Regions from separate parts of the Homo sapiens genome. Here all the other regions are linked to region 1. Evidence: chromatin loops called from intact Hi-C (ENCODE). Cell type or tissue: endothelial cell of umbilical vein. All regions are shown on one strand. Links, peaks and the distances in the headings refer to the core of each region. The heading gives the core; the rest is flanking DNA. Region 1 holds the start of LOC124902989 (a long non-coding RNA gene). Region 2 overlaps TMCC3 (transmembrane and coiled-coil domain family 3). Region 3 overlaps TMCC3 (transmembrane and coiled-coil domain family 3).

The links. Hi-C counts contacts between places; a loop is a spot of excess contacts. Peaks named below come from ENCODE experiments on the same cell type or tissue, not always from the same donor. Only the 100,000 strongest peaks of a DNase experiment are listed, where the experiment ranks them.
Region 2: a loop joins it to region 1, with 4 times the contacts of the local background. A loop is called at or near these places in 11 of 110 quality-filtered maps.
Region 3: it touches region 1 in a loop (3-fold over the local background); 8 of 110 quality-filtered maps call a loop at or near these places.

What each region holds. Positions count from the first base shown.
Region 1 is chr12:94,711,184-94,718,646 of GRCh38, forward strand. LOC124902989 (a long non-coding RNA gene) reads right to left here and starts at 1,255. Exons shown (of 2, transcript XR_007063412.1): 1 at 1-1,255. In endothelial cell of umbilical vein, for the core only: no CTCF peak of the experiment used is centred there; a DNase peak (open chromatin) is centred at 3,378; H3K27ac peaks cover 1,722 bases.
Region 2 is chr12:94,640,443-94,647,905 of GRCh38, forward strand. The region is part of intron 1 of TMCC3 (transmembrane and coiled-coil domain family 3); the gene reads right to left. LOC105369914 (a long non-coding RNA gene) reads left to right here and starts at 5,996. Exons shown (of 2, transcript XR_945225.4): 1 at 5,996-7,463. RefSeq lists an enhancer at 84-163. In endothelial cell of umbilical vein, for the core only: no CTCF peak of the experiment used is centred there; DNase peaks (open chromatin) are centred at 3,929 and 4,349; H3K27ac peaks cover 2,204 bases.
Region 3 is chr12:94,588,178-94,595,640 of GRCh38, forward strand. All of the region lies in intron 1 of TMCC3 (transmembrane and coiled-coil domain family 3), which reads right to left. It also overlaps the pseudogene LSM3P2. Among named protein-coding and RNA genes, the nearest start is that of MIR7844, 21 kb to the left of the region's middle. In endothelial cell of umbilical vein, for the core only: no CTCF peak of the experiment used is centred there; a DNase peak (open chromatin) is centred at 4,094; H3K27ac peaks cover 2,320 bases.

The DNA of each region.
Region 1 (7,463 bases), core at 1,217-5,216:
CTCCCTAGATCCAGCTACACCTGAAGCACATTTTCTCTCTGGACTTTTGTTATCTGTGCCCATCAACTTCTCCATCTTTTTTTTTTTTTTTAATTTTGATTTAAGTCGGTTTGAGGCAGATTTTCTGTGACTTGCAACTGAAACACTGCTGACACCCATGCGGTGAGTTTTAAAAATATTCATGCTCATCCCAGACCAAAACTTTTTCTCCTGCAAAAGACAGACTCTGATATGGCCAAGGTGGAGATGGGGAGAAGGGAAACGGGTTGGAGGATGCATTCTTATGCACTGCCAGGAAGAAGTCAATGAAGAAATCCTCTACAGGAGAGCAATATGATTATCTCTATATTTAAATATTTTAAATATTTAAAGGTATATGCCATTTGGCCTAGTGGTTCTATTTCTGCAAACTGATAATATAGATTAACTAGCATATGCGCCAAAATATTTATGTTCAAGGGTAACATTTAATTTGTTGGGACAGCAGAAGATTGTACAACCAAAATGCCCAGCAATAAAAGGCTAGTAAATGATGGACCATCTAAACAATGTTTAAAAAACATTCCTGTAGTTATTAAAAAGCAAATATGGGAGGTCTACATGTGCTAACCCGGAACAATCCCTAAGATAAGTAAAAACAAGTAAGGTGGCCGGGTGCCGTGGTTCATGCCTATAATCCCTGCACTTTGGGAGGCCAAGGAGGGTGGATTACCTGAAGCCAGGAGTTCGAGACCAGCCTGGCCAACATGATGAAACCCTGTCTCTACTGAAAATACAAAAAATTAGCCGGGCATGGTGGTGGGTGCCTGTAATCCCAGCTACTCGGGAGGCTGAGGCAGGAGAATTGCTTGAACCCAGGAGGCGGAGGTTGCAGTGAGTCGAGATTGCGCCACTGCACTCCAGCCTGGGCAACAAGAGTGAAACTCCATCCCAAAAACAAAAACAAAACAAAAAGAAACAAGCAAGGTATGGAATTATGTATATGTTACCATTTGTGTGAATGCAAAAGATAAATAGGTCTATATGTATATATATACACACACATACATTAAATGCATGTACATGGATATATCTCTAGGAATAGACAGAAAGTTAATAGGGATTGTTTCTGGGAAGGGGACAGGATTGGGAGAGAGACCTACTTTATGTCTTTTAAATATTGAAAATACTATATGCATCCACTATATATTTAATGCCTTGGCAGATTTGGAATGTTTCCCTCCTTTTTCTTTCTTTTTTTGAGACGGAGTCTCACTCTGTTGCTCAGGCTGGAGTGTCGCGGCACGATCTCGGCTCACTGCAACCTCTGCCTCCCGGGTTCAAGCGATTCTCCTGCCTTAGCCTTCTGAGTAGCTGGGATTACAGGCGTGTGCCACCACACCCGGCTAATTTTTGTATTTTTAGTAGAGACAGGGTTTCACCATGTTGGTCAGGCTGGTCTCGAACTCCTGACCTCGTGATCCACCCCCCCCCCACCCACCCCCACCCCCAGCCTCCCAAAATATTGGGATTACAGGTGTGAGCCACCGCACCTGGCCCCCTCCTCTTTCTTTTATTAATACAACTACTGGTCTAAAGAAACTGAGAATGCATGTCCCAAGCAAGAAGTCTGGAGACTGAGAAATCAGCGGCCCCCTCTTGTCTAATTAGGCCAAGAGCTGAGCATATCATACTCACAAATGAAAAATCACTGAAAGAACTTCATTAATTGGCTAGGGTAGAGCTGCAGTGGGAGTGGAAATTATTTTTCCCAGGAGCAGCAGGGCAGAAAGATTCAGCTATGGAAACATCTGTCCTACTGTTAGGTGCTGCAGGGCATGTTGCAGAAATTCCCAGGACCCATCAATCAAAGCAACCCTACTGGTAAATACTTTCTCTCCTGTGATGTGAATCCTCAGTGGCCTCTGGCCTGCCCTACTGGCCATTTAGAATTACCAAGCCCTCCTTTGGAACAACACTGTTTTCTGAAGCTCTTCCCTTATTCTTTTATCCCTTCTAATACATGCGCAGCTGGAAACATTTAAAGCTTCAAGCATAGTTTAAATGAAAAGTGTAAGTAAGGCCGTGTGTTGATTCTTAAGCTCCAACTCTCCTGATTACGAGGGTTAGACAGTCTCTGCCATGACTCTGTGTGATCTGCAGTGGCCACGGTGTACTCACTGACACTGAAACAGCAAACACTGGAACACATCAGGGTGACCTGAGACACTCAGAGCCAAGTCCACCACACAGTGACAGCTGCTGTTTGGGAAGCTCATGATTGGCATTCGAGTTGGCTATCATTTTACGGGTTTAAAATGTGCAACCCAAGCATGACGATGTTATTGTTTCCATCAAGCTGTAATTAACCTACGAATTAACCACTGCTACATTGATTCAATTCAAGGCTATCTTAGAAAGAGTTTGATCCCAACTTTTGGGATTAGAAACTCGTTCTCCGCTTTTTTCCCAACAAAGCTCCTCCTCCTCTCCAAATTATATATTTTACCAGTTAGAAGAGTTATTACTTGGTAGCCTTCTGAAATGATACATGCAGGATGGGTGGGGCAGTGGGAAGTGTGTGGAGAAGGTGGCCCATGTTTCTTACCAGAGGACCACAATTGATTTTGATGCTATCCCTAATGAACACTCAAAGTTTGCAATATTTATCTTCCTAGGCCTCAGCCTTCTCATCTGCCAACTTTCTTGGGGAATGAGATAGATGATCTCAGAGGTTCCTGTACTGCACCATCAGCACTTGAAACGAAAGCACCCAAAAAGGTGAGGTGGCATCTAAAAAATCCCAAAGTTTGGTTGTTTTGAATATTACTGTGGATTTGAGTGTATGTGTTTTGATCTTTCACAGTGCTTTTCTTAGGAAAATGCTTAGTAAATACTTGTGGAGCTGAGCAACCTTTATCTCTAGTCCAGCTGCCTATAAGACTGTGTGTGTTCAGTTTAAACATTAAAGGACAGTTCAAGTATGAAAATTTGCAGACCATCCCATTTAAATATATTCAACATGGACTAGTGTCTATTATTCTTTATAGCAAGCTAAGAGGAATGTGTAGTTCTTTTTCAGTTGGGGAGATTTTAAAAATTACACAGAAAGTCCTAGTTTAAACTAGAACTAGTTTAACCTTGAGCCTCTCAAGTTTGGGCAGATTGTGAAGCCAGCCAAAGAGGGCTACGAATCATGCCATGGTGTCTAGGGAAATAGCTTTGCCTTTGCTTCACTGCAAGCTTTCCGGTTCCCTCCTTTATTCCACAGAACATGATGCGGTCACAACAGGTGCCAGATGCCCCATCTGTCCAGAGATTGCTTTAAGCACATCAGTCTGGGCAGCTGCGAACAGAATCTGACCTCATTCACTTTATATGTAGTCAGTTAGCATGTGGTCGGGTTAGACTACATCATGGACAAGAGCCCTAACAAAAAAACATCCTGAGCAGTCTGTGACCAGGTCTGAGTCATTGTTTTACTTCCAGCAACAATGTCAATGCTTAGGATATAGTAGGTACTCACTCAATCAAGGTTAGCTGAATGAATGAAGTATGACAGCTTTCATCAGTGTTATGACAACATGGCTGGGAGAAAAGATGATCTACGACTATGAGTTTGAATTGAGGGTTACAGAGCCTAGCTTGTAGCACCACATAGTTTTTAGTTTTAGACGTCATTCCCAATTGAAAGGTTTATACTAAGAACAGGCATACACAGCAAGAAGCTAGCAATATATTGAGATTTTCATAGCTTTAAGTAGAGCATATGTACATAAATATGCACATATGCACATTGGGAAACCTATACTTTCACTCACTAAAGCAAACTTCATGATAAATAACTAAAAGACATAAAATTGATTTAACAAAAATAGCCCAGGGGATTTCTTTTCATCACAACTGAACACTGCAAGTAACAGAATAAGATTCATTCCTAAATGACTCTAGACTCACTAGACTCACTACAAGTGAAATTTCATCCCCCAAAATACCAACACACAGCAAAAATTTGATCAGTTTTAAGTCTAGAAAGAAATTAGTTTGGACCCCATGCTGCAATATCACACTGTATCTGTTGAAAGCCCTTCAACATGTTTCACAGCTTGAAACATCAACCGATTCCAGAGATATTGATGGCTAACAATAATTAAACATCTTTTTTTTTAACTGGAAGCTACTAATAAAATATATCAATAAGGCTGGGCACGGTGGCTCACGCCTGTAATCCCAGCACTTTGGGAGGCTGAGGCGGGCAGATTACTTGAGGTCAGGATTTCGAGACCAGCCTGGTCAATACGGTGAAACCCCGTTTCTACCAAAAATACAAAATTTAGCAGGGCATGGTGGCACGCACTGTAATCCCAGCTACTCGGGAGGCTGAGGCAGGAGAATTTCTTGAAGCTGGGAAGTGGAGGTTGCAGTGAGCCAAGATCATGCCATTGCACTCCAGCCTGGATGACAGAGTGAGACTCCGTCTCAAAAAACAAAAACAAAAACAAAAACAAATCAATGAGCCAATAGATTCCTTAGTAATTCCATAATGAGCACACATTGTGGAGTTGGACTGAGTTTAAATCCAGATTATACTGTGCTCTCTTCGGCAGCACATACACTAAACAAAACAAAAAGCAGATTACATCACTTTTTAGCTGTGTGATTTTGAATAATCAATTTAACTTCTCTGTGCTTCCCATCTATAAAAGGGGGAGAATAAAAGCATGTACTTCATAAGGTCATGGTAAGTATCAAATGAGATAATTGACATAAAAACTTTTAGGAAGGAAGTTAGCACATGGCAATTAATCAGTAAATGGTTTTTATCATTATTACATCTATCCGCAAAACATGTCCATTTAACAAATGCTCGCCATTCTAATCATAACCCCATCCTTCCTAAATGCTCAACCTCAGTGTTTCCACCAGCACAATACCAACAGGAAAACCAATTTGTCTTGCATCCCTGTTCCCAAGTGCCTGATACTGTGCCTGGCCCAGAGTTGAGTAAGTCCTCACTTAATACCAGCCATAGGTTCTTGAAACTTTGACTTTCAGTGAAACAGCTGAATTGGTATGATGAGACCAATTTTAAGAGTTAAATTCCTACATATTTCTGGTCAGAAAAACATCAACAAACTTCTAAGTAAAGAACCAAAACACTTCTATATTAAACACTGAAATCAATGTGAGCTAAATATACACTTAAGAAAGATTAATGAAAACAAGTAAGATAATTAGTTACCCAGTTATTCCAGTTCAGGGTTTTATGTGGCTGGAACCTGTCCCGGCAGCTCAGCTCAGGGTGCGAGGCAAGAACACACCCTGGACAGGACACATCCCATAGCAGGGGGCACTCACACCCACACCCACACTCACACTCACTCAGACTGGGCCTATGTAGACATGCCAATTCACCCAATGTGCACATCTTTGGGATGTGGGAGGAAACCAGATTATCCGGAGAAAACCCACGCAGACATGGGGAGAACGTACAGCCTCCACACAGACAGTGGCCCTGGCCAGGAATCGATTTGTTTCATCATCAATGCAATAACAAAACAATGTTGAACAAAATGACGTTATTCAAGGACCCACTATAGTTGCTCCAAAAATATTGGGTAAGATAGTGAAATGATGATAGCAATATTTTAAAGCACTTAAAAATACATCACAAAAAGTATGATATTCACTGTGTTCCTTAAGGGTTAAGGGAGAAAGAGAAGGAATTCTAAGCTTAGATTGCTTTTCTTTTCCCACGGGGATGGAAGGGAAATGAACAACAGCAGATACTGAAAGGTGCGCTGGAATTAAATTGTGTCAATTCCCCAGCATAATAAAAACAGAAAGTCCATTCTGGAGCCAAGGCTGATCACCTATTCATCCACTCTATTTTTTTTTTTTTTAAAAACCACTCTCTCACACAAATTCTCTCTCTTACCAATATACATGACTCACTAAGAATTCACATTACATGAAATCACAAAAAAGCAATAGGAATTCAATAAGGCATTTTCTAACTCTCACAAAAGTTTGGCCCCCAGACAGTCGGCAACAGAGAGTGCTGAATTTCCAACGGATTTACCACTGCTGTCTGACAGCAAGATCCTGTGAAAGAGGTTGGGGCTGACGCTTTGATGCTTTGTATGGGGAGGGGATCCTGCGCTGGGAAAGGGTCTTAATCAGACCAGTGTGAGCTGCCCACGGCTTGTAATTAAGGCTCTTCCTGGCCAAAGCCCACAGAGATGCCAGGCTTCAAGTACAGGTATTCAGCACAAAAAGCCAAAATTATCCCCCGGAGTGCAGAGGTTACACGGTTACAAAAGCCGAGGATTTTTTTTTTTTGTCCTCTTTAGAGAAATAAAATCATGAACTGCTCCGATATAAAATTAAATGGCAAAATGTCCATGATATAGCAAGCTCCCTTTCCCAAAATAAAGTTGTAGACAATATGTATTAGTGAGTCCATTTAATTAAGCAAAGCCAAAAACCAAACCCTCTCCACTATCCCCTTTCTCTCTGTAATGCATACATTGAAAGCTTCCTGAAAATAGATATCAAAGTGTTAAAACTGATTACCACTGGAAAGTGAGGGGGAGTCTTTAAATTTTATATAATCTTTCATCACAGGAAAAGTAAACAGATTAGTTTAATGAACCCTGATGTACCCATTACTCGGTTTCAGCAATGATTAATTCATGACTAGTTCTGTTTCATCTATACCCTTCACTCACTTCCTTTCTTCTGTATTGTTTTGGAGCAAATCCCAAATACTATTCACCCTTAAATATTTCAGTATGTATTGTTAAAAACAAGGAAATTTAAAAAAAAAAACATAAAAATAATACCATCATTATACCTAAAATATATCAATGATAACAATTTAATACTTCAAATATCCAGTGTTTAAACTTCCAATTGTCCCAAAAATGTTTTTTAAGTAAAAAGAAAAACTTGATACAAATTAATTTAATGAAGTTTAATTGAGCAAAGAACAATTCATGAATCCGGTAGCACTCTGAACCAGAGGAGGTTCAGAAAGCTCTGCTCCATAACTGGGCAGGGAGTATTTATAGAAAGAAAACAGACATGAGGCACAGAAACAGCTGGATAGGTGGCAGCTCAGAATTTGCCTTATTTGGACATGGTCTGATCAGTTAACAGCCTGTAACTGGCTAACACCTAACACCCAGCTCCTTGTTACAAAATACACTCCTAAATTAGGCTTTCAAGTTTATTTACATTCTAAGTTAGGTTAGCTTGTTAAGTAGGGACTCATGGTATGGAGGCAGTCTCAGGCCAAATTTAGTTTAACATTTGTTTTGTTTTACAGTTGTTTGAATCAAGATTCAAATAAGGACCATATATAATGATTGGTTAATATGTCCTTTAAGTCTTTCAATCTATAGGTTCTCCTTCTATCTTACTGGGTTTTTTAAAAAATAATTACATTTAGAATTTTATGTATCTATTAATTTGAAATTGAT
Region 2 (7,463 bases), core at 1,901-5,900, 70 kb before region 1:
CACAGTGCTGGGAATACAGGCGTGAGCCACCACACCCAGTGCTAATCTACTTCTTAATCTGCTGCTGGGAGGCCTCAAACTCAGAAGATATATAGCTAGAATAATGACACTGATACTTTGAAAATAAATGTAAGTTTTAAGGAGATAACTGATTTAGAAATATCAAGCAAATAACAGTGCAGGTGGTATGAGGCTGTGTGTCGTAGATGTGGGAATGACTGAACTTTGGGAAACTGCGGTAGACCACGAATGACTCAAACTCAGAACAACAAATGTTGTAATGGGTTTCCCAACACCGCTTCTAATGGCTGCTCACAAAGCCGCTAAGTGAAAGAGCTGACGTTCAAGTTTCACTCCAGAGTCCATTTCCTGATGCTTCACTCTGTTGCTCAAATCCAGAGGTAAGCTTAAGAGAGGGATGTTGGGGGCAACGAGGAAAAGACAGATGATCGACATTTAAGAAGTAAACCATTGGGGCCAGGTGCAGTGGCTCATGCCTGTAATCCCAGCACTTTGGGAGGCCAAGGCAGGCAGATCACCTGAGGTCAGGAGTTTGAGACCAGCCTGGTCAACATGGTGAAACCCTGTCTCTACTAAAAATACAAAAATTATCTGGACATGATGGTATGTGCCTGTAATCCCAGCTACTCAGGAGGCTGAGGCAGGAGAATTGCTTGAACCTGGGAGGCAGAGGTTGCAGTCAGCCAAGATGGCACCACTGCACTCCAGCCTGGGTGACAGACCCAGACCCTGTCTCAAAAAAAAAAAGAAAAGAAAAGAAATAAACCACTGGATGCCTGGGTAGGGTGGGGGATTGAGGGAGCAGCTCAGGCATCTGGTTTGCTGACTGGCTGTATGGGAAAAGTATAATATTAACCAGGAATAGAAGGGCGGTTCAAAGAATGAATCTGATATACAGACTTTGAGGTGCCTGTGGAACAAGAGGTAGGTGGAAGTGTCTCATAGGATACAGTAAAAGCCACATTTTACTCCCCGGCTGGGCTCTCAAATTGGCGTGTAAGGCAGAAGTCACACGGGCTTTTTCTAGGGGGACGCTTCACTGGGTATTGCACCAGACATGCTGTCTCTCCATGGGCCATCGGACTCAAGTCCTGTCTTTCCCCTAGTGTTGGAGCAGATAATTGTTTCTTTGGTCAAGGACTAGGTGAAGTTTTAGGCTTGGGTTTAAGGGTTGTGTTATATTGTATGCAAATTTTATATATTGAAAACACTCGGTGCTAGAAGAGACCCTTAAGGCGAGACTCACAGAACGGAGAGCTTTGGAGACCAGGGCAGACTTGGGTTGAATTCTAAGTCAAACGCACAGATGATGAGCTCCATGGCTTATGCATCTGGCATACTTTTTTCCCCAATATCCCACCCCAACAAGTGGAAGGTCAGGACATGGATGAACTCTTCATTTTGCAAAACTTTATACTGAAAAAATGAAGACACTAAGAGGAACCACAAAAAATATATATATATTTATATATATATTAGCAACAATACAGTGCAAAGTAGTTTGATACATGAATTGTCACCCCTCTTTTCCCCAGTGCCCCCCAAAAACCTGTAAATAAATTCAGAAGAAGAATGGCCTAACATCGTGTCATTCAAATTCACTTTTTTAACCTAGAAAAGTCACAAAAACTTAAATTTGTTCATACCTACTGAAAATAATTTTAAATTCTCATTCCACCCCTATAACTTAGCAATTAATTTGGTATTTAAAAATTATGTAAAGCAATCCTTTTTAAAGACAGAAGATGGTATAATGGTTAGTCCCAATCAGTCTGTATTAATTACATAATTTTACTGGTTACAGTCTGGCTGGTGTCATTTTCTGCTTCTGCAAATGGAATGGTCTGGAGTTAATAATGTCTAAATTCCCTTCCAGTTCTACCATGGTAAAACCTTGAGTCTAACTTTCCAACCCTCTGCCTTCGTACCTTTAATTCAGTCAAGCCAGGGTTCCACAGGGAGTTCTGGTGTGGACACCGGGCTATGTTTTCTAGTTGCTTTAAACTGCCCTTTGTAATGTTTTTAGTTGGCACAGTCTCCTCGAATGCCTTTAAGACCTGAGGAAGATACAGGTTTACAATCAGCCATTTAAAATGTGGCTTCCTCAGGGGACCGGCACTAAATGGGATGCATTTCAGGAAGCAATCCTTGAAAAGATCTGGTCTCTGGAGAGAACTCAAAGTGTTGGAAATCACACCCACGGTCTCTGCTCAATTGCAGCTCCTGCAATGGCCAGACAGCTACACCACTGTTACATACTGTTATTATTCTTCCTCTCCCATCTGAACATTAACCGAGCATTTAGCAGGTGCTGGCACTCAACAGTGCTTTACACGTACTACACCGTTTAATTCTCACAACAGTCCTCCAAGGGAAGTACTGTGACAACCCTTGTAAAAACCTAACTTTGGTACCATGCGGCAGGGTACACTATAGAAAGTCAACCGGGCCGGGCGCAGTGCCTCATGCCTGTAATCCCAGCACTTTGGGAGGCCGAGGCAGGCGGATCACGAGGTCAGGAGATCGAGACCATCCTGGCCAACATAGTGAAACCCCGTCTCTACTAAAATACAAAAAAATCAGCTGGGAGTGGTGGCGTGCACCTGTAGTCCCAGCTACTCGGGAGGCTGAGACAGGGGAATCACTTGAACCTGAGCAGCGGAGGTTGCAGTGAGCCGAGATTGCACCACTGCACTCCAGCCTGGTGAAAGAGCAAGACTCTGTCTAAAAAAAAAAGAAAGTCAACCGAGGCACATAACTCCAAGACTGGCACTCTTAACCACTCCAGTGCACTCCCCCAAAGTGTGATGTTCTGCAGGGGACACAAGAAGGCATGGTTTAATATTACAAGAGCCTTCACAGAAAGATCACCAGGTAGGTGACTGATGACATGGCTCAAAAGAAGGTGTGAACCCACAGGCCAGTCATGAGGATCTACTGAGGAGACACGTTTGCAGGCATGTCTTGAACTCCATGTTCACAAGGAAGCACCACCTTCACCTTGCTATTCAACAGTCCATCCTCAGGAGACCAAACATCAGGCAAAAACACGGTTCTTTAATGATCTTAAATCATGAGCTTATTTGACAGCCTTTAAGACTTCAAACTACTAGCAAAATTCTCATATCCTAGGCATTAAAGTTCATGAACTATCATTCTGTATCATTCATTCACATGTTTACTGGGAATATATGACTACGTGCAAAAGACTGGCAATGTGCATGTCATAAGAATTAGAGCACACAATTAGGGTAAGTGCCCAGCAGATGCTGTACACATCCTTCCCCAGGCACCCAACTAGTTTAGAAAGACTGGGCTGCTCTCCAGTGTTCGCCACGGAGGCAGACAGGGAAGTGGTAAAGAATCAAGCTCTGGAGTTGAGACATACACAGGTTCAAACCCTAGCTCTACCATAGTTTCCTAATAGCCACAAGATCTTAGAGAAACTAATAATCTGTCTGGGCCTCAGCCTCCCCATCTGTAAAATGGAAAAGTGGGATATTGTGGAAGACCAAGGAGATCATGTATTTGAAGTGCTTCATGTTGCCTGGTGTACAGTAAGCACTCAGTACACATTAACTATTATTGTGACTGCATTCTTCCTTTCACCTATGTTCTTTTTACCTCCTTACAGAGGAATAATCCACAAATATACTATGGTTCCTTTCAGGCAGCACCCCTCCCAAGTCGACGGAAGCAGTTGGCCTATGCACAAATCATATATCCTGATGTTCTCTTTCGAAGGAATGAAAAGTCCTCATTCTGATTCACAGTACAGTGATTCATGGTTCTCTTCCTCTTCTCTTGTCACCCTCCTCCCCTCCACTGAAAACATGAAAACACAATTAAGAAACCACAGGGCTGAAAGCTGCAGACTCTTCTAAGTCAAGCTGCGGGCATTTTCCAAGTAGGACTAGGTTGATTTCTGACCTTAGCAGCAGTCCTGGAGATGCCGGCAGAGGGTCTGAAGCAAAATACACCCTGAGATCCAACTTGGTAGCAGCTGTCTTGGTGATCTCTACAGCGGATGTGACAGGCGGGTGAGCTGGTGGTGGCCGGCAGTTCCTTCTCCTCTAAAGGAAAAGCCTGCAACAAAGTACAGCTCGAAAAACACACACCGCATCACTTTGCTCATCCTAAATGTAAGAAAAACCTGGCTTGAGACACTCACCATTATTCATTCTCTTTAAGAGGCTCTTTAGAACAAAACAAATCACCGGTGAAAACGATATCTGTGTACTACTCAACTTACCACTTCACCGGGTCAGTGTCCTCCAGGACAGAGGTCAGTTTCCACTCCCCCTATTTCCTGCCCAGGGAGTAAGCATGTGATCATCAACTTACTACATCACTGCCCAACCAGTTCCACTGTGAGAAGGGCTACAGCATCCTCTTCTTCACTGCCTTTGGTCATTACTCATCATGTAATTGTAGATGGATTTCCAAACCACAGAACACTTGAAGATATACTACAGGTGGCACTCACGCTTGACACAAGTTTTACTTCAGATGTTAGAGATTTCTGCATGTATTATCATCATGTTCTCCTGTACAAGACAGGGGTATTGTCCGGAACCACAAGAATAAATGAGATACACCCACCAGATATTAAGTTTCCACAGAGACCAGACTGTTTCATTTACCATTGTATTCCTGATGCCTAGATCAGCAGCCAGCACACAGAAGGTGCTCAGTAAGTATTTTTTGAATAAACGAAGCATCTTGCTCTCAAAGTGCCAATGTCTATAGTTTATAAATACATGTAAGCATTAAACATATAAACAGTCAATGTCATGAGAAACATGACGCAAGGAGGCACAAAATGCTAGCAATGCTAGAAAAGTCTATACTTTTCACAAAATTAGCAGCCTTTCCGTTTCTAAGCTCACAAATCCCTCTTTCATATAGTACAGGTCCCCTATTCAAAATGCTTGGAACTAGAAGTGTTTCAGATTTCAGATTTTGGAATTTGTTTTGTTTAGTTTTGTTTCGGAGATGGAGTCTCCCTCTGTTGCCCAGGCTGGAGTGCAATGGCACAATCCTGGCTCACTGCAACCTCTGCCTCCCAGGTTCAAGCGATTCTCCTGCCTCAGCCTCCCTAGTAGCTGGGATTACAGGCACCTGCCACCATGCCGAGCTAATTTTTTTGTATTTTTAGTAGAGACCGGATTTTACCATGTTGGCCAAGCTGGTCTCAAACTCCTGAACTCAAGTGATCTACCCACCTGGCTTCCCAAAGTGTTAGAATTACAGGCATGAGCCACCATGCCCGGCCTAGGAATCTTTGTATTATACTTACTGGTTGAGCATTCCAAATAGAAATATCTGAAATCAGAAATGCTCCTGTAAGCATTTCCTTTGAGCGTCATGTTGACGCTCAAAAAGTTTTGGATTTTGGCTTTTGGATTGAGATGCTCGGCCTATAGTAAAAGTGGTTAACATCTATTGATTTCTTATTGTGCACCCGGCATGGAGTTAAACATTTTATAGACATTACTGAATTTATTCCTCAAAACACCCCTATTATGTAGAAGTAGGAACTAAGGCTTAGAGTGATTACAGGATCCAAGATTACACTGGTAGCAAACAGCACTGGTACAAGATCTGTATTCTGGGGACTATCCTAATGCAAATGGTTCTGTAGGGAAAATAATATGGTCCTTGCATGCAGGATGGAACAGAAGTTGGTGAAGGTCATAAGTGACTAAGGTGGGGGATGATTGGGAGATATGGAAGAAACCAATTCCAGAGAAATGTCAGAGAAAGGTGCGGTGGTATTGCTAATAGGTTAGAGAGATGGGGGAGGGCAGGCACTCAAGATGACTAGCAGTTCTGATTAGTAGTGGCACCAACAAAATAGAAAAAAATTATTAACCTGACATATAGACAAATACAGCTTTTTCACCCAGTGAGAGAACATAAATTTAAAAAAATTTTTTTAAATAGCTAATATTTGAAAGCACACACCTTTTTTTTTTTTTTTTTTTTTTTTGAGAGGAAGTCTCACTCTTGTCCCCCAGGCTGGAGTGCAATGGCACGATCTCAGCTCTCTGCAATCTCCGCCTCCCGGGTTCAAGAGATTCTCCTGCCTCAGCCTTCCGAGTAGCTGGGATTACAGGCACCTGCCACCATGCCTGGTTAATTTTTGTATTTTTAGTAGAGACAGGGTTTCAACATGTTGGCCAGGTTGGTCTTGAACTCCTGACCTCAGGTGATCCACCTGCCTCGGCCTCCCAAAGTCCTGGGATTACAGGCGTGAGCCACCGTGCCTGGCTTTTTTTTTTTTTTTTAAAAAACAAATACTTTCTTATTTAAGACACACAATCACTCCCAGAAGAGTGGAGTATTACCTCTTTTACAGATGGGAAACTGGAGGCTCAGAAAGGCTATTTAGGACCTTGCCCCAGTGGTCACCCAGTTAAGAAGCTCGAAGAGCCAGAATACAACCCACGTAGGTCCAGAGCCCCAGCTGTCCACCACTATACTCAAGTGGCTGGAGAGGGCATTTTAGAACACTTAAAATGAAAACCAACTAAAAGAAAACCTAATTCACACATCATTAATAAAAGCCAGTTACTGTATAGAAAGCAGACGGCCTGTATTCTTAAAAAGATGATAGGCTTTAACTATCTAGGGCATGAAAAAAAAGTAGGAGTCTAATTATGGATGCTCTTTCTTCTAAAGTAGAGAGATATGTGCATCAAGTTAACAAGCACCATTTCTGAGTTTTACAAAGATGAAGTTTTAAAATGTGAATGATCCTGACTTGTCAGCTTAGCAACAATCACAGAATTCATTACTTACATTTTCACTAAGGGGGGAGGGGTTATCTAGGTCAGTCCACCTAGATGTAAAAATAGATTTCTGCAATGTTGAAAGAGTACACTGCCTCATTATTATTCCAGTCTCAAAGGCTGAAATAAGCCCAGCAAGACAGACCATGTAGTTTCCCTGTTATCTCAACAGGTATTGATTTTGAATTTAAAAAATGACCATTCAGTAACTAAGAACTTCATCTCATGGAGTCTTTGCCCACTTCTAGGCAGAAACTCCATATCCCTGAAAGATTAGTCGACTCTTCCCATGACCCCCTAGTTCTCATTGGCATTTTTAGGGGAGCTAATTCACCAAATGAGTTCATAAAAGGGTTCTTTTTAAATCCTATACTAGTTTCCTCCCAAGGAGATGGTGACATCAAGAAATTAGCACTCGATGTCTTCCTCTCGCATCACATACGTTCTGGGTGTCAGGAAAACATATCTTTACAGCTGCATCCAAGTGAGTTCCACAATACAGGAGCTACGATCATTTAAATGGATGAATACTTTCTGCACAGTAAAATTGTTGCTTTCCCTTCATTACAACAGACTTATTGTAGCCTCAGGACAGACTTGAAATTACATCAACCCTGCTTGAGAAAAGTTATTATTATGAGTTTACAA
Region 3 (7,463 bases), core at 1,625-5,624, 120 kb before region 1:
GGACACACTGTGCAGGATTCACGGAAGGCTGTCTCCCAGGACACTCTGTATTAACCCGCTAAAGCTCCAGAGGGAGATGAACCAAAAAGGAAGGGTACCAACACAGAGGCACACCACCCACCCCCCAGCAAACAGAACCAGAATGTAGGGCTCCTGTGGACCCTGGAACGACAGGGACTGAGGCAGGAGTCCTCTGAGGTTCTGGAGGCCACAGAGTAGCCACAATGTGTAGGGATGCAGAGCTATCACAACAATGTGACAGATGACAACGGCCTGCTTAGTCTCAAGGCTGAAGACAATGAACCTTTGCTTAAAGAAAGGCTGTTTGAGCCTCAGGCATTACAAGAAAAGGGTCAGATCCTTCAAATGGGCTGGCATTTCCAAGGCAACAGGTATTTCCAAGTACATGTGAGTGAAGATTTATGCATAGGTCCACAAGGACCTGCACGTTCAATACCTGAAGGCTTTTACAAGTCTTCGTGGCCTTGGTATGTAAGTCAGTATCACTGACATTTTTTACTATTAATCACTTTAGCTGAACTCTATTTCAGGTCTAAAGTCTAGGCCAACCTTGTCCAATCCACGGCCCAGCATGGCTTTGAATGCAGCCCAACACAAATTCGTAAACTTTCTTAAATCGGTATGAGATTTTTTTTTTTTTTTTTTGAGACAGTCTCACTCTGTCACCCAGGTTGGAGTGCAGTGGTGCAATCTCGGCTCACTGCAACCTCCACCTCCTGGGTTCAAGTGATTCTCCTGCCTCAGCCTCCCGAGTAGCTGGAACTAAGGCACATGCCACCACACCCAGCTAATTTTTGTATTTTTAGTAGAGATGGAGTTTCACAATGTTGGCCAGGCTGGTCTCAAACTCCTGACCTCAGGTGATCCGCCCACATCGGCCCCCCAAAGTGCTGGGATTACAGGCATGAGCCACCACGCCTGGCCAGTATGAGGTTGTTGTTTTTTTTTAGCTCATTGGCTATCGTTAGTGTTAGTGTATTTTATGTGTGGCCCAAGACAGTTCTTCTTATTCCAATGTAGCTCAGGGACGCCAAAAGATTGGAAACCCCTGGTCTAGGCTGCTCCTATGATATGCCACCCAGAATGTGCTAGGCTTTGCCATCGTATTAATGTCAAAATCTCAGTGGCTATAAAAGAAAGGCTTATTCCATGCAAATGCTAGAAAGTTGGCTGTGAGTCAGTGAGGGGACCCAGGTTACGGTGGGGCCTCTACCGTCTGGACGTTCTCTAAAAGACAGAGAACTCATTACACTGACCCTACCTAACTTCTAGGGGACAGGGGAGTATAATCCTATTACATGCCCACGAGGTAAAATATCATGTTAGTGACATGTGTAGTACCTTTCTTAATTGTTAAAAACTCTCTGAGGTAGGTTCTACTATTATTACTATTTTATAAACTAGTCACAGAGAAGTTAAGTAAATTGCCTGGGGGCACACAGCCAGTAACCGGCAGAGCCAGGCTGGAAATTCTGGCTGTCTGTCTCCAGTGCCTACCTGCCTAAAAATGACTGAATACTTTTATTGTGAATCAGGCACTGTGCTAAAGATTTTTTAATGCATTCATATATTCTTCACACCAACCCTTTTATGAGAAAACCGAGACTTGTAAAGGGTATGTTTCTTGAAGCCCATGAATAATAAATAGCTTAGGTGGGGCTCAACTCAGGTTTATGAAATATGCAAGACTTAGCAAGATCTGTACCAGCTCAGCCCCAGATCCCGCGAGAACCTCTGCAATGCCCTTAACATGGTCATCCATTGCATGGATAATCTGGGCTTCGTTTAGACTACTCTGTCAGAAAATTCTCCCTCAGGCTGAACTTGAAATAATCGTGGCTGTAACTTTGTGTCCACAGCTCTGGAGCCACATCAGTCAGGTCTGATATAGTCTATAAAATCTATTCTTTTTTTTTTTTTTTTGAGACAGTCTCTCTCTGTCGCCCAGGCTGGAGTGCAGTGTCGCGATCTCCGCTCACTGCAAATTCCAATGTTCAAGTGATTCCCGTCTCAGCCTCCCGAGAAGCTGGGATTACAGGTGAGTGCCACCACGCCCTGCTAATTTTTTTTTTTTTTTTTTTTTTTTTAGAAGAGATGGGGTTTTACTATGTTGGCCAGGCTGGTCTTGTACTCCTGGCTTTAAGTGATCCACTTTGTTCCATATTCTAAAATATAAACAGTGATTTGGGCCAAATAACTTTATGAAGATAAAAAAGCTTACTGCTTGTATTGGAACAATGCCTACGCATTTACAATCACTAAGAGGAGAGAGAGAATGAGATTAAAAACAGAAGATAAAAATAAAAGATAAAGGACCTCTGGAGAAAGAAGCCCTGTCCCTAAGGGCCTAGCAAGTGAGGCCATGTGGGAAAAGGCAAACAGCAGATAAGCCCTGGATCTGCCTGGAGGGAAGGGAGAGTGCCCTTCTCTGTGCTGGCTGATACAGCTGGGAGACCGATGTGGGGCTCAGCATGGCCCCACAGTGGGGTACCTTTGTGTGTTCTCCCAGAAGAACAGGAGCTTTTCTATCAGAAACAAGCGGGGTTGTGTCCTCACGCTTCCGGAGACTGGAGTTGCTCCTGTGTTCTCAGGAGAGGCGGGAGACGGCGCAGGGTCTGAAACATGGGGGACGATGTGCACCCGCAACAAACTACCAACACTGGAGAGGAGCCCCTGGATGTTATCGGGCTCAGCCTAGATGAGTGAGTTTATGTGAAAATGAGAAATGACCGAGAGCTTCAAGGCAGATCACATGCTTATGATCAACATTTAAATATGATCTTGGGAGATGAGGAAGAAACCGCGACTACTATAGAAATTGATGAAGAAACATACGAAGAGATATATAAATCAAGGAAACAGAATATTCCAATGCTCTTTGTCCTGGGAGATGGTCGTGCTGGTTGCCCCTCCATTGACAGCTGGATGAAACAATTTGTCCTGTATGGAAAATACGAGACTTCGTACAGTAGCCTTTCTAAATGTACAAGGCATTCAAAAGAGAAACCTGCATACATTCTGATATTAAGAAATAATTCTGGGGATTCTCCCACTCCTGAAATGAATTGATTTGCAGATAATTCACAACTTCTTAAGCTAAATGGCATTTTAACTTTTCTAAAGCTCTTCAATAAATATGACCACCAAGATGCAGAGCTCTTTTTCAGGACTTGTTTTGCTCTGTTATCCTTACAGACAATTTCTGATTTTTTTTTTTCTTTAAATTAAAATTGGTGTTTCCTCGTAGGAAAAAAAAAAAGAAATATATAAGATACAGTGGCTGGATGCAGTGGCTCACACCTGTAATCTCAGCACTTTGGGAGGGGAGATTGCTTTAGCCCAGGATTTCGAAACCAGCCTGGGCAATATGGTGAAACCCTGTCTCTACCAAAAAAAACAAACCCAAAATTAGCCAGGCATGGTGGCATGCACTTGTAATCCTGACTACTCGGGAGGTTGAGGCACGAGGGTCAAGAGCCTGGGAGGTGGAGGTTGCAGTGAGCATGAATCACGCCACTGCACTCCAGCCTGGCAGCCTGGGCAACAGAGGGAGACCCTGTCTCTAAATAAATAAATATACATATATGAGAGATACCCCTAGCCCATCTCCCTCTTGCTATCCTGGGGTCACACTTGACATGCACTTGCAAAATGTCTAGCCAGAGTCAGTGAACAGGGAAGCTAACTGAACCACCGGATCCCAGCATCCTTGCTAACAGAGCTAACCTATACTAGAAAAATAACTCCAGGGGCTGGATAAGGCTCCTTGTTATCTGTTACTAGAAACATATTACTACCTTCATGGGACACCTACACAGAATATTCAATACCTACATTTGCTAGAAGAAAGCTGCACTTTCCCCCACTGTGTGCTGGAGGGGAAAAATCTTAAGGACCTTCATATGATATCCAGAAGGACATTTTATTAGGAGAGTGTCTTAGTACAGTGTTTGTTCTAACTTGTTTAGACAAGGAACATTTCCTTTCATAGTTCAGGTCTGACAATAGCACACTCTGAACTTTAAATAAGTGCACCGTGTACAGCACGGGAACTGAGTCAATAGTTTTGCCATAAAGGTTTTATTCCTCGCATCCCCCCTTCTTCCTCTCTTGGCATCACTGACAAAAGAAATTCTGTAGCCTCAAGAATCCTATTTCCGGCCGGGCGCAGTGGCTCACACTTGTAATCTAAGTACTTTGGGAGGCTGAGGTGGGTGGATCACTTGAGGTCAGGAGTTTGAGACCAGCCTGGCCTACATGGTGAAACCCTGTCTCTACTAAAAATGCAAAAAAAAATGAGCCGGGTGTGGTGGCAGGTGCCTGTAATCCCAGCTACTCAGGAGGCTGAGGCAGGAGAATCACTTGGACCCCGGAGGCAGAGGCTGCAGTAAGCCAAGATTGCGCCGCTGCAGTAAGCCAAGATTGCGCCACTGCATTTGAGCCTGGACAACAGGCTCCATCTCAAAAAAAAAAAAAAAAAAAAAATTCTATTTCCTGAGAGCAGGTAAAGTAAAATCTCATTACTCTGGAATTAGGGATCATTTGGAACAGGAGCTAGAATACACATATCTTTCATGGCCCAATCCTTTCTCCAGACACTGCAAATTAATAGTGTAAAGGAGATTAGGCAGTGTTTAAGAGTCTCAAAAACAAATTCTTCAAGCATCCTCAAGCACTCACAAACACCTGATACTGTAATTAGAGATAATTATCTTCGGCCAGGCGCGGTGGCTCATGCCTGTAATCCCAACACTCTGGGAGGCTGAGGCGGGCAGATCACCTGAGCTCAGGAGTTCGAGACTAGCCTGGCCAACATGGCAAAACCCCGTCTCTAATAAAAATAGAAAAATTAGTCAGGCATGGTGGCAGGTGCCTGTAATCCCAGCTAATCGAAAGGCTGCGGCAGGAGAATCGCTTGCACCTGGGAGGTGGAGGTTACAGTGAGCAGAGATTGCACCACTGCACTCCAGCCTGGGAGACAGAGCAAGACTCTGTCTCAAAAGAAAAGAAAAAACAAAAAGAGCCAGGCATGGTGGCGGGTGCCTGTAATCCCAGCTACTCAGGAGGCTGAGGCAGGAGAATCACTTGGACCCTGGAGGCAGAGGTTGCAGTGAGCCAAGACTGTGCCACTGCATTCAAGCCTGGACAACAGGCTCCATCTAAAAAAAAAAAAAGAAAAGAAAAGAAAGAAGAAAGAAGAAAGAAGAAGAAGGAAGAAGAAGAAGGAAGAAGAAGGAGAAGGAGAAGGAGAAGGAGAAGAAGAAGAAGAAGAAGAAGAATTCTATTTCCTGAGAGCTGGTAAAGTAAAATCTCGTCACTCTAGAATTAGGGATCATTTGGAACAGGGGCTAGAATACATATATCTTTCATGGCCCAGTCCTTTCTCCAGACACTGCAAATTAATAGTGTAAAGGAGATTAGGCAGTGTTTAAGATTCTGAAAAACAAATTCTTCAAGCATCCTCAAGCACTCACAAACACTTGATACTGTAATTAGAAATAATTATCTTCTCATTAAGCCTCTACCAGGAAACAGTGGTAATCTCCTTTGAGTTACACGCACTTAAAAAATGTATCTTTCTTCAAAACAGCTTATAAATCACACTTCCAATAAATACAAACTAATTCTTTACAAAATTAGTCTGACCTGGTAAAGATTTGTACGTACTAAATCTACGTAAGAATTAAAGGGGGAGAAAGGCCAGATTCAGCAAGAATGTCCCTTGAAAAGTAGAAGGGAAGGCTACAGTGATGAAAATAGACCAACCTTACATGAGCACCAATTGCAAGGCAAGGACAGCCACAGTCCCTGGGGAGGAAACTGTGGAGGGATGTGAGGCAACACCCAAAAAAGGCAACTTCTAAGAGGAGCAGGGAGTCTCTGGGGACCCTGTGTACCTTGAAAACGAGCAAGTTTGGGAAAGGGAAGTGTACATTTATTTAATATCTGCCCCTTACCTCTCCAGGCCTGGGAACTAAGAACCATGCCTTTTAAATTTAAATATATATATATATATATACACACACACACACACAGAGTGAGAGAGAGAGAGGTCTCTCACTCTGTCACCCAGGCTGGAGTGCAGTGATACCATCACTAGCTCACTGCAACCTTGAACTCCTGGGCTCAAGTTATCCTCTCACCCTAACCTCCCAAAGTGTTGGGATTACAGGCATGAGCCACCGTGTCTGGCAGAACCAGGCCTAATTTTAGGACTAAACACAGAACAAATGTCCACTGAAGCTTTTAGTTCCTAACTCAGAAGGAGAGAAGGGGTGAGCAAGAGCTGCTAGGCACTAAACTTAAGGTCTTTTGGGGGCAGTTCTGGAAAATTTCCCATCCATGCTTGTTCATTCCCATAGGTTTCTGGCAGTGTCTGTCAGTAAAACCTCCCCAGGAAGAGGGGAAGCCAGCAAGGAAGGGGATGTGGGAATATCGAGTTTACTCTGGGAGAACCGCCCCCAGGAAAAACGAGTCTCTGAGGCCCTTAGTCAGAGAGCAGAGAAAAGAGGCCAAGCCTGGGAGCAGAGGGTCTGCCTACTGCCCTGCCCTGGCAGCCCAGTCTTCTACATTTCCCATCACATTCATTCACCACCTCACTTACCCCTAAAACACACAGGGTGGGCCTTCTTAGAAGGGACCTGTACTTAGTGTAAGTTTCTAAACGATAGTTACAAATCCAGCACCTGTCTTGCAGAGTCTTTCGGCATCTCCAGCCTGAACGAACTCTATCAGGCCATGCTGTGTTCATTATAGGCACCCTGCACAAAAGGGAAAGTAACTTGTCTCCTAAAGTATAGCTTCCTAGATAAGTAAGTGAATATAACAAGGGTGTGCAGTGTTATCTATCAGATAACAATAATTGTTTCCCTTTTTGCCTCGGATGCTAGGAAATTCAGAATCAAACGTAGAGTAACTGTTAGATCTGGTGATCAGCCTATATGTTTTCCCCTTCTTTTTCGACTTTTGGATATTAGCACTACTCTAACTATATTTTCCATGTGTCTTATCATAATCATAATCTTAGTGGAAAGAGGTGGGTATACTTTAACCTGCTTATTAAGAGGCTAGGTATGTCATCTTGCCCAGAGATGAACACTATACCAGCATTCCTATGTTTAATAGGGGGAATGTGGTCAACCATACCCAGCTCATGAACCTGCACTGCGACTTCCCCATCCCCATTCCTAGAGCATCCAGAGAAAGCCACATAATGGTCACAACTTGGCTCATGTCCTTTGAAAAGTTGCTATGTAAGACTGAGCCAGGAAATAGCGTTTGGTACTGGAGCCCCAAAGTGCATTCCCAAAGCATATGCAAGCCTCATAATTAAATTTTTCTCTGAGGGTGAGGGTTTCATTTATTTTTTGGTAGTATAACAAATACTGGAGGGAAAAACATGTACTGGATGATTTGCAGTATAGAATTTTCTTATAAATGGA